Regions from separate parts of the Homo sapiens genome. Here region 1 is linked to region 2. The links are chromatin loops, found by intact Hi-C in ENCODE. Cell type or tissue: natural killer cell. All regions are shown on one strand. Links, peaks and the distances in the headings refer to the core of each region. The heading gives the core; the rest is flanking DNA.

Region 1 (5,379 bases), core at 139-5,138, 140 kb before region 2:
AATTTTTTTTTTCTTTTGGTATCACTTCTGTGTTTAAAATTCTTCCATGACTCCTTATTACCCTCCAGATGAAGATCCAACCTCTTAGCCAGGTCTTTACACTGACCCCAGCATGCCTTCTATGTTCCTCACCCTTCCACTGCCACCATTTTACTGTGTGCATGTCTGGAGTTGTTTGTTTTTCTCATGGTCCAACGTACCCTCCCCACTTTGTTTTGTTTTGTTTTGTTTTTGTTTTTTTGGAGATGAAGTAGGCTGGAGTGCAGTGGCACTATTTCTGCTCACTGCAGCCTCCGCCTCCCAGGTTCAAGTGATTCTCCTGCCTCAGCCTCTGGAGTAGCTGGGACTACAGGTGCGCACCACCACACCCAGCTAAATTTTGTATTTTTAGTAGAGACGGGGTTTCACCATGTTGGCCAGGATGATCTCGATCTCTTGACCTCGTGATCTGCCCGCCTCAGCCTCCCAGAGTGCTGGGATTACAAGCATGAGCCGTTGCGCCTGGCCAGCCAACACGCCCGGCCCCCTCCCCATTTTTTATTTGTCACTTCGGTCTGATGTTTTGAGATCCAGTCTTAACCCTGCGAAACCTTCTCTGCCTTTCCCAGAAAGAGTTAATTGTGCCCTCTGCTATGTTCCCTGAGGGTCTGTACAGTCAATCTTTTTTAGTGGCATCCCATCTCATCTAGCTCATCCCACCCCAACCCATCCCATGCCATCTCATCCCATCCCTCTCCTCTTTGTCCTGTTTCCCCATTTCATCTGTCTCTTACATTTTCCTCTGCATTTCTGATTAGATCGAGGACCAAGAATTGTGACTGATGCTTCTTTGTCCCCTGTTCAGGTGTTTCTTAAGTGGCAGATGAATAGTTCCTCCCTGTACTCTCCTGTAAACATACTTTTTGCTTTTACATCTCTTCAGTTTTGCTTTTACTTTTTTTTTTTTCGTAAGGGATACATTCTTTCAGTAGCTTTATTTAAATGTAGTGTGTGGACCGTTTGTTGTGACCTTCTTTGAAATTTTCTCTGATCATGGCAGCCCAAAATATCGGTACCTGCCTCTGAACCATCTTCGTTGTCTCTGGCTGTGTTACTTATACAACACCTGCTATTATTATTTGTATTTTTGTTTTATATGTTTCATCCCTCCTTAGATTATAAACTCTGAAGTTAGAGGTCATCTTATAGACAATTTTGAATCTTCTGTGTTAAAAAATATAATTTTGGCCAGGTGTGGTGGCTCATGCCTATAATCCCTGCACTTTGGGCAGCCTAGGTGGGTGGATCACTTGAGTCCAGGAGTTTGTGACCAGCCTGGCCAACATGATGACTTTGGGCAGCCTAGGTGGGTGGATCACTTGAGTCCAGGAGTTTGTGACCAGCCTGGCCAACATGATGAAACCCCGTCTCTACTAAAAATACAAAAGATTAGCCTTGGCTGGGTGCAGTGGCTCACGCCTGTAATCCCAGCACTTTGGGAGGCCAAGGTGGTGCATTACGTGAGGTCAGGAGTTTGAGACACTCTCTCTCTCTCTCTCTCTCTCTCTCTCTCTCTCTCTCTCTCTCTCTCTCTCTCTCTATATATATATATATATATATATATATATATATATAGACTTTTTACCCCCCCACGCTTGAAAAATGTGCTACTTCCTTTAGTCTCCATGGTTTCAGATGGGAAATCCATTGTTCGAATTGGTGTTCCTTACAGATCATGTATCATTTCTCACAGCCTGCTTTCAAGCAGATTTTTTTCTTTGTCTTTAGTTTTCAGAAGACTAGTTATTGATGTTTACCATTGATCCTAGCCTTGGCCTGAATTTCTTTTTGTCCTTTTTTTTTTCTCTTCGAGATGGAGTCTCACTCTGTCACCCAGGCTGGAATGCATTGGTGTGATGTCGGCTCACTGCAACCTCTGCCTCCCGGGTTCAAGCGATTCTCCTGCCTCAGTCTCCTGAGTAGCTGGGACTACAGGCATGCATCAGTATGCCTGGCTAATTTTTGTATTTTTAGTAGAGACGGGATGGGGTTTTGCCATGTTTGCCAGGCTGGTCACAAACTCCTGACCTCAAGTGATCTGCCTGCTTTGGCCTTCCTAATGCTGGGATGGCCTCTCTTTGTTTATTCTGATCATAAATTTGCTCAGCTTCTTAAATCTGTTTATGTCTTTTACCAAATTTGGAATGTTTTCAGCCATTATTTCTTTGAATATTCTTTTAGCCCTATTCTCTTTTTCCTCTTGGGGCTCAATGATACAAGGCTGGATGTTTTGCTGTTCCACAGGTCTCTGAGGCTCTGCTTATTTTCACAGCCTGTTTTCTATTGTTCTGATAGAGTGAATTCTGTTGTCTTTCCTCAAGTTCAGTGATTTTTTTTATCCTGTCATTTTCATCCTACTATTGAGCATATCAAGTGAGTTTTTGTTACTGTACTTTTCAGTTGTATAATTTATATTTGGTTTTTAAAATAATTTCACTTCTGAGATTTTCTAGTTTCTCATTTGTTTCAACAGAATTTATAATTGATTATTGAAGCACTTGTAAGAGGGTTGCTTTAAAATCCTCATCAGATAATTTCAACATCTGATTTATCTCAGGGTTAGGGTCAGTTTTTTGGCTAAAATGGGAATTTGACTTGGGATTTTCCTGGTTCTTGGTATGGTGGGTGATTTTTGACTGTATTCTGGACATTTTGCCTATCTTTTTTTTGGGGGGGTGCGGGCAGTGGGAATGTTCTGAATCCCATTTAAATCTTTTGTTTTAGCAGGCAGCCACCCAGTTAGTCTTAGCACACAGGTCCTGCCCTACATTTGTGGGCTGTGGTTCCAATGACAGTTTAACTTTCAGAGCCTTTGTGGTGTTTGTCTGCTTGGTGGTTAGATGCCGCTAGGGCTGCCGTCTCATTTCCCCCTGCTGTTATTGCTGGCTGTGGAGGCAGAAGGGATTTCCCTAGGCTGGGCTACTAGGTGTCTCCCAGTGGGGGAAACGTAGTCTCAGGACCCTGGAGACTGAGGGACTTTCCTGACTGTGGCATAGTCCCCCTTCCTGTGGGGGACAGAGAGCTCTTGAGCCAGACACTTGTTGAGATGGAATCTCTCTACCTGTGCCCCACGGTTTTCCTCATGTCTGTGTGCAATGGAAGGGCGTCTTAGGCCCATGTGACCAGAGAGGCTTCCTGGGCCAGGTCACTTGTGGCTGGGGAGTCTTGTGTCTGCCCTATTGCATATGTCGAGGCTCCCCTAGTTATTGTTGGTGGGGCTTTAGGTTGGTCCTTCTTTTGGATGGTGTAGGACTTATCTGATGTGAGGGGGACTCGTGTTTGATCTGGGTCATAGGAATGAGCCTACCTGAGCTGCCTTTTGTTCTCATGTCATGGGTTGGGAAATGGTGGGTCTGGGTGACCACTTTGCATAGGGGGATGCAAGATACTGTTTCACTGAGCTGTTCTTCCATTTTTGGGGTCACAAACTGGTTTGTTTTCTTCTTACCATCTTTCAGAGTTCTCCTTTGGTTATCTCCTCTGCTATTTCCAGGGTTTATAGCGCTTAGTAGGGAGGAGCAGAGAGACATAGTTTTCTATGCTGTCTTGTGCCTTGTCATTCATTATTTTTTTCCTTTTTCTTTTTTGACACAGCGTCTTACTCTGTCACCCAGGCTGGAGTGCAGTGGCACAATCTTGTCTCACTGCAACCCACGCCTCGTGGGATTAAGTGATTCTTGTGCCTCCCAAGTAGCTGGGACTACAGGTGCCTGACACCATGCCTGGCTAATTTTTGTATATTTAGTAGAGACAGCGTTTCGCCATGTTGGCCAGGCTGGTCTTGAACTCCTGGCCTCAAGTGATCTGCCCACCTCTGCATTTGAAAGTGCTGAGATAACAGGCGTGAGCCACCGTGCCCAGCCTTATTCATTCTTAGATGTTGGAATTTTAAAAAGCAATGAAAAATGTCAGCAAAATTTAGCATTTATTTTTCTACGTTCAGTAAAACATATCTCTCAGGGGTCTTATGGAGGTAAGGAAACATGAGAACCAGTTAGGTTAAATGACTGGTCCTGGGGCTCTATTGGTCGTTAATTACAGAACACAGACTAGAGTTAGACTCCTCTTAATGAATCCACTATTTGTTTCTTTGTAGCAAACTAAGTTGAAGACTTCTCTATAAGAAAAGAGAAGAGAACCATTGCTGTGCTGTAATGCTCTGGGCTTTATAATGTTAACACACAAAATAATTTATATATCAAGTGGAAAACCTCTCAGAATACAGGAAAAGAATCCAGTGTTCAATTATATTAAGAGTGAATAACATGCTGTGTTTGTTCCAATTTTAGTATTCATCATTTTTTGTAAAGTGTAAAATAACATACCGTCTGTTTTTTACTATAAAACATTTGAATGGCCTTATAAAATGTTTCTTGCAAAAGAAAGTTCTCTCACTGGTTATCATCACCATTTGTATTATACTTCAAAGAGAGTAAAGAATATAATGAAGGTTGGTGGCACCACCCAAGCGAATTAATCTCATAGCTTAGCATTATGTGGGACTTTTCATCAGGTCATCGCTGTTTACTCCACAGACATCAGATACCTCTCAAAATAGTTCTCCATGAAGCTTTTTTTCCTCTGCTGCAGAGATGGAGAAATGGAGAAACCCAGAAGTTAACTGTTAAGTTGTTTGTAATGTTTTTTGAAGTCCCCAGGGATTTTACAGAAAATGGAGCCGGAGTTGAACTCATCCCAAAACTCTTTGGATGTCTGGGATGGGAGGCATTGATTTCTCTCCCTGAGGCACAGCAAGAACTAGGCAGAGTAAATAGGACTAAACACTGGCCCTGTTTAATGTCGCTTGAGTAATGATGCTTGAGTAATGATGACTGACAGGTCGGAGGAGTGGGGCGTATGAGGATGGACTGACTCTGTTTTTCTTCTTTCCATATGGACTTATTCCTTTTGCTTCTACTTTTGTTTTTCCTTCCTGTTCCCTACTTAATAGTCTTGCTGAAAAATATATCTGACCTGTATTGAAGAATGGAATTAAACATACTGGGTTTTGGAGAACTTTTCCCATCACTCATAGTAAAACTCCAACATAGGTGATCCATAGGCTAAAATGAGATGTTCAGAAGTTAGGGTGAAGCTTCTTAAAAAAGTGATAGTGTGATGATGGTTGATTTTGCAAACTTGTTTTCTCTAAAGCATAATATAGCTGAGCTATGATCCTAAAGGTAAGGTGGTAGGTAGTATTAATGCCAGCAATGTACTGACTGTTTACTGGCTCAGACTCAAAGACTGTTAGCATTGGGCAGGGCCCCCTTTGGACCATGTTTGTAGCCTCTCTGTCCTCAGCAGAGTGTCTCTACAATATAAATAGTGGTATTTGTG
Region 2 (5,379 bases), core at 165-5,164:
TCATTTCATTACCCCAGACATTATGTGAATGACAAAGCGCTTTTACATTACACACTGCTGTCAGTTCATTGCCACCTGTAAGACACTCCACTTCTCCCCCACCCCAAAACAGGCTGCCTCTTGAAGAGTGATGATAACTCATCAGGCTAGAGGGCCTGTGTATCAAACCAATCTGTCATTATGATCTTGCTACATATTAATTTATTTGATACCTTACTTTAATTAATCAATATTAACAATGCCCTCAGGTGTGCTGTGAATGCATTCCAACCTGTCTGCATCTTAAAACATTACAGCAAAGAGTCATTTTTAGGAAGCATGAGCCAAGTTGAATAAAATCAACTGCCATGCTACAGATAGGATTGCTTGTTTGCCTATATTTGAATTAAGGATTTAATAAGCAACAATCTTTTATAAGCTATTAACCACAGGAGAAATTGCCCGTCATCAGTTGGAGAGCCTTATTAGAATACATTCACTTCCATAAGCTGTTTTCATTTTCTGCCTCTCTGGTTTAACTTGGGTGTGCAATTTTGGCAGTCAGATTTTCCTTTTTACCAATAGTGGTCTCCAAATTAAATAGACTCAGGTTGCCAGTGGTTCAGTAGCAGCTGGAAGAATTTAATGGGAGTACAGCATCTGCTTTTACTTAATTTTAAAATTGGAATCACTTCTTTCATTTCCAAGATGGTGTTATGATGATTAGAACTGGAAGAGTATATTGATAACAGAATGGGAAATGTGGACTGAAAGGCACATTTTGCTGGTAAATTGGTCCTAAGGACCTGGCATTATTTTTATTATCATCTTGTTCCTGTTCAAGGAAAGTTTGAACAAGGGTTTTTCTGTGGTCACCTTGAAGTGCTAAGCTGTCTCAAAATTTGTTGGTCATCTCATAAAATTCTACGTGTACAGCATTGCTAAACTCAGCGTGGTAGTTTGCTCTGCTCATGGGAAATGTCCCAAGCCAGTCCTTAACTTACAAGGTGTTTTTAAATATCTAAACCCTCAAAAAATTCGTGACCTGGAAAACTGTTTTTACTTTTCATGGGCCTCAGAGTAGAGAAGCCCAGGACATGAGTGTGACACAACCTCACACATATTGCTGGCAAGGGAAATGCTTATGTTTTCAGTAATACCATTCTGCAATCAGAGGAAAGTTAGAGAATTGATGTGAGACAGATACTGACTTGTTACCTCCTCATTAAGCCATTCATTTAAGAGGGTTACACAATATACATTTGTTTTGAGTAATCTATAAATAATTCCTAGTGTGAATTTAAGATTATCAGTCAAAAACTTTGGATTTTCATTAGCATTAATACCATTTTCTTATTACCTTATGCTACCAATACAAACCTTAGCCCTTGACAAAATATATTTATTTGCTATTTCCTAATCACTTAAATGTTTCCTTATTTCTTTCCTTTTATTCTGATGGAGTGGACTTGTCTCTTTTTTCTGGTGTGTTTTTTCCCTTCATATTGAACACTGATTGAGTGTTCAAATGGAAATAATTTAACGCCTCTTCCAAAAAAAGGGTTTTAGAGTTTTGAATAGTCATGTCTACATAATCTTAGGGGCATTTTTTTCTCCAACTTTTCCCATTTTGCTCATTGTTAGAGGGTTACATGTATATCCTGAAGAGGAAAAAATTGTGTGGGTCTGCCAAGTTTTTAACTTTGCTTTTTTAAAGCAATTAGTGTTTATTATTATTCCTGCAGGTAATAGGTTTATTTCAAATTTGAATTTTTTCAAGGAACATTTTGTTTGTAATGCATTGTCTTTGTAGAAATGGGAAATAATTTAATTTTTAAGTATTTGAGAAACAGTCCCAAGCCATGTACTATTTTTTGAGGAGAGCTGCCATTTATCCAATTCTCTGTAGTTCTTGAGAGCTAATTATTTACTTTAGAATTTTTTATTGCCATTTTTACACAAAGTACTTTGTATTGTTTGTTAAAGTGTTTTAAGTCTTATTTAAATACTCATGTAAAAGTTTATAATGATTTCTAAAAGGGTATATGCTTAATCTCTTGCATGTTTTTTCACTTGTCTCTTTTTTCTGGTATGTTTTTTCCCTTCATATTTCATATTAAAATAGCAAAATGTTTCTTTCCACTATCCTTCTCTCCGTCCTCCTTCTCCTGCCCCTTTGTTCCCTCCTTATCCTCTTTATTCTCTCCCCCTTCTTTCCTTCTCCCCTAATTCCCAGCTGGCATGAAATAGCAATGACATTGACCATAGAAAACTGTCTAAATAGAGAGGCAGTTATTCTCCTCGAGGCCAGGTAAAGGAGCAGGCAGCTGCCTTCCTCCATCCGGTGATGAGAGGGTATTCTTAGTTGTCTTCCCCTCTGGGAGCCTAAGGCAGCTATCCGCTGGATTTCCAGCAGCCTCTAAGCCTTTCCCTGGACCAAGCTTCTTAAGCTGCTGAAAGAACATGCCCATATAAGCAGATGCCTGCCTTTTTCTTCCCCTTTGCAGCCTCTAAGACAGGGCGCACAGATTTGGTAGAAGTTGTTATTGTTTTTGTAAAGTAGAAACTTAGCACAGTTTGGAAAGGCAGGGAGAAATATCAGATGAGTTGTCTTTAGGTGAGTCATGGTTTTTTAGTAAATGGAGTGAGAATGTAAAATATCAATTACAATAGTTCATGGTAGATTAGAACTGATACGAGGTAGAATTGTTATACATTCTTCCTTCTTCCCTACTTTAGTTTAAAACATCAGAGTGGAAGAAGAGGAAATTGTGAGAAAATGTGGTAGTAGTTTGTGTGGTCTGGTGAGCTCAGTGGTTAATTCTAAATCTGATTTGCAAGAAGGGCTGGATGACCTTATTTTCACACATAAAACCACAGAAAACAAGAAATGAGAAGAGTTTTACTTGAAAACCATTACCTTGTTTCCTTTGTAGGACAGCTTTGTTGCATAGATTGGGGAAAAAAGTGAACTAACGTAGCTGAAAAGTATAAAACATATTTTCAAAATTCATCCATTCACTGTGCTTTTTCAAGTACTTTAAAATTGGACCTAAGTCAGTGTTGAGTAGGGTGCTAGCAGCTGCATAAAATTGCACTTTGCATTTAGGTTGGACTGCAGATTTTCAGTTTCAAAAAAATGACCAGTGGTTACGTAAGCGTGAAACATTCACCCAAATAAAAAGTCAACTCTTTTTATCTGTGCTTGTTAGTTTAGATTTTTAACAAACCCATAAAGTGTCCTTCCTTGGTCAGAAAGGAAGCAAATTGTTTTTATCTTTCTTATGGTAGAACATGTATTCTGAATGAACCCTCCAAATGTATTTTCACATTTGAATCCCAAATAATTATTAAATTCTGCCTAGTCCCAGTGCATTCACTGATTCTAAAGGACTGCTAGGGATGATTGAGCTATTTGAAAACAGTGAAAATTTAAGAGAGAATTAGTAACATAGACACTGTGTAGTCATTTGCTTCTGATGTGACAGCTGCTTTTTATTCCATGAATTTAGAATGATGGCTTATTTTTCCATAGACAGAATATGATTCTCAAAATACGGAATCATAATTTGGTAGAAAGCTGGAAATAAAAGATTTCCTTTAGAAGCCTCTTGGATTTTAAAAAGGTGGTTTGCTGGTAGCAAGTTGATTGAAAATGTTATCTGACTTGTATGTTAAAACGAGATTTAAATAATTGATTTAATGAGAGAGAGAATATTCAGTTACTGAAGTAATTGGTTGGCAAAGTCTTTAGAACAGAATTATTTAGTCCTAGTTATAAAGGATTGCACCTTTAATCAGGGGGCTTAATTTGATTTCTTGAATGTATCTGTGGCTTGTCTGACAAGCTCAGTAACAAATGAGTTCAGAATTGTAGGAACTGATCAAAATGTAATCAGTGTCAATTGCCATTGTTGTAGTTTATTGCATATTGCTGTCAGTTGCTGTAATCAAGAAATGTTGAAGTGCTTTAAAAGTCTTCAGACCTTTGAGTAATTGACCTCATATGTATGATGCTATGCCTGTGAAATAACCATCACTTCCTGTTTTACTTTATCTTCAGAAAGTTTCAGCCCAACATTGAGTTGTCATCCACCCTTCATCATCCCAAGCCTAAAACTTTTTAAGTAGCATGCACGACTTAATGTGGTGGTACCATTTTGACAGGTTTTTCTTTTTAGTGTTTTTAAAAAGGAAATGCTAACAAGATGTTGCCTTCTCTATGAAGACAAATACAGTATAAGGGAGGGAAAAAACCCTGAAACAACGAGGTTTTTTTTGGTCTTAGTTAAGACATCATCGTGGAGTGAGGGAGAAATAGTCTTTTCCATGAACCTCTTACTTTCTCCTTTGCATAGTAGGTGTGTAGAAAACCAGGCAAATTGATATTGATGGCTCAATATCATTCGTCGTAACCCATTTCCTGCCTCCTCCCTTTGGGTAGGTACCATCACTGCTTGCTTATACTTTTCAGTGACTCAGCAGTGGCAATAACCTGCTACGTTTAATTATTTATGGAAATCTGTATACGTTCTTCATTTGCCTTGATGCTCTCAATCGTTCTGTGAGAGCATTTACATTATCTCCATTGTGCAGATGAAGATCTGAAGTTCAGATAGGTTTGCAACTCGCTTGTGGTGGTATGGCTGGGCCAGGTTGTTAGAAGCGTGTAAGCCCAGCTTTGTGATACCCATGCTGCATTCCTCCCTGCCGCCATGCCACAGCTGAGTGTACCAGCCCAGAGTTCTAAGAGTCAAAGAAGCCATCATACTCCTTAGGGGTTTGCCTTTCCTGCCATCCTTTCATTTTATTTCTACCAGAATTGACACTTTCCATTCCACAATTTACTAACTCTCCCATCTCCTTTTTTTTTTCCTGGTGCCATATACCTTTTCTTTAGAACTTACTAGCCGTTTTGAATTTTCTTCTTTTACTTTATAAAGAAGCAGCCCTATTAACTGACTTACCATTTGAAAGGATGTTTGTAAGAAACACATAATTACACGCTATTTGGATAAAGAAAACTAGTTTAAGTTAGAATGAATGTCTAGAGTGTTGAACAGAGGCTTCCAATAAATATTTCCCGGATGACTATATTATAGTGTTAATGTGAAAGGTTAACTGTAAATGACTTTTTAAGTCTCTGTGTAGTTATTTTCTGTTTTGGTTGATCATATGTTAATTTCAGAAAGATAGTCTAATGAACAGAAATCCTGAAAATCTGAGACCAAGTTTATCATCCTTTCACCAGTTTGTTGCCATTCTGATAGTCATTTGGCCATTCATGGTGCCACCCTCGGTTTTCTGTGTCATGATGATGCAGGATTTTTTTGCTCCTTGGTTCAGCTAAATCCGTGTTTTTGTGTCATCACCAGGAAAAATTAGACATGCGGACACAGT

The links. Hi-C counts contacts between places; a loop is a spot of excess contacts. Peaks named below come from ENCODE experiments on the same cell type or tissue, not always from the same donor. Only the 100,000 strongest peaks of a DNase experiment are listed, where the experiment ranks them.
Region 1: it touches region 2 in a loop (2.9-fold over the local background); 1 of 110 quality-filtered maps calls a loop at or near these places.

Annotation. Positions count from the first base shown.
Region 1 is chr4:147,797,204-147,802,582 of GRCh38, forward strand. The region is part of intron 1 of ARHGAP10 (Rho GTPase activating protein 10); the gene reads left to right. Among named protein-coding and RNA genes, the nearest start is that of MIR4799, 17 kb to the left of the region's middle. RefSeq lists an enhancer at 2,966-3,265. In natural killer cell, for the core only: no CTCF peak of the experiment used is centred there; a DNase peak (open chromatin) is centred at 2,908; H3K27ac peaks cover 535 bases.
Region 2 is chr4:147,940,448-147,945,826 of GRCh38, forward strand. The region is part of intron 14 of ARHGAP10 (Rho GTPase activating protein 10); the gene reads left to right. Among named protein-coding and RNA genes, the nearest start is that of MIR4799, 160 kb to the left of the region's middle. In natural killer cell, for the core only: no CTCF peak of the experiment used is centred there; DNase peaks (open chromatin) are centred at 2,814 and 3,114; H3K4me3 peaks cover 718 bases; H3K27ac peaks cover 2,100 bases.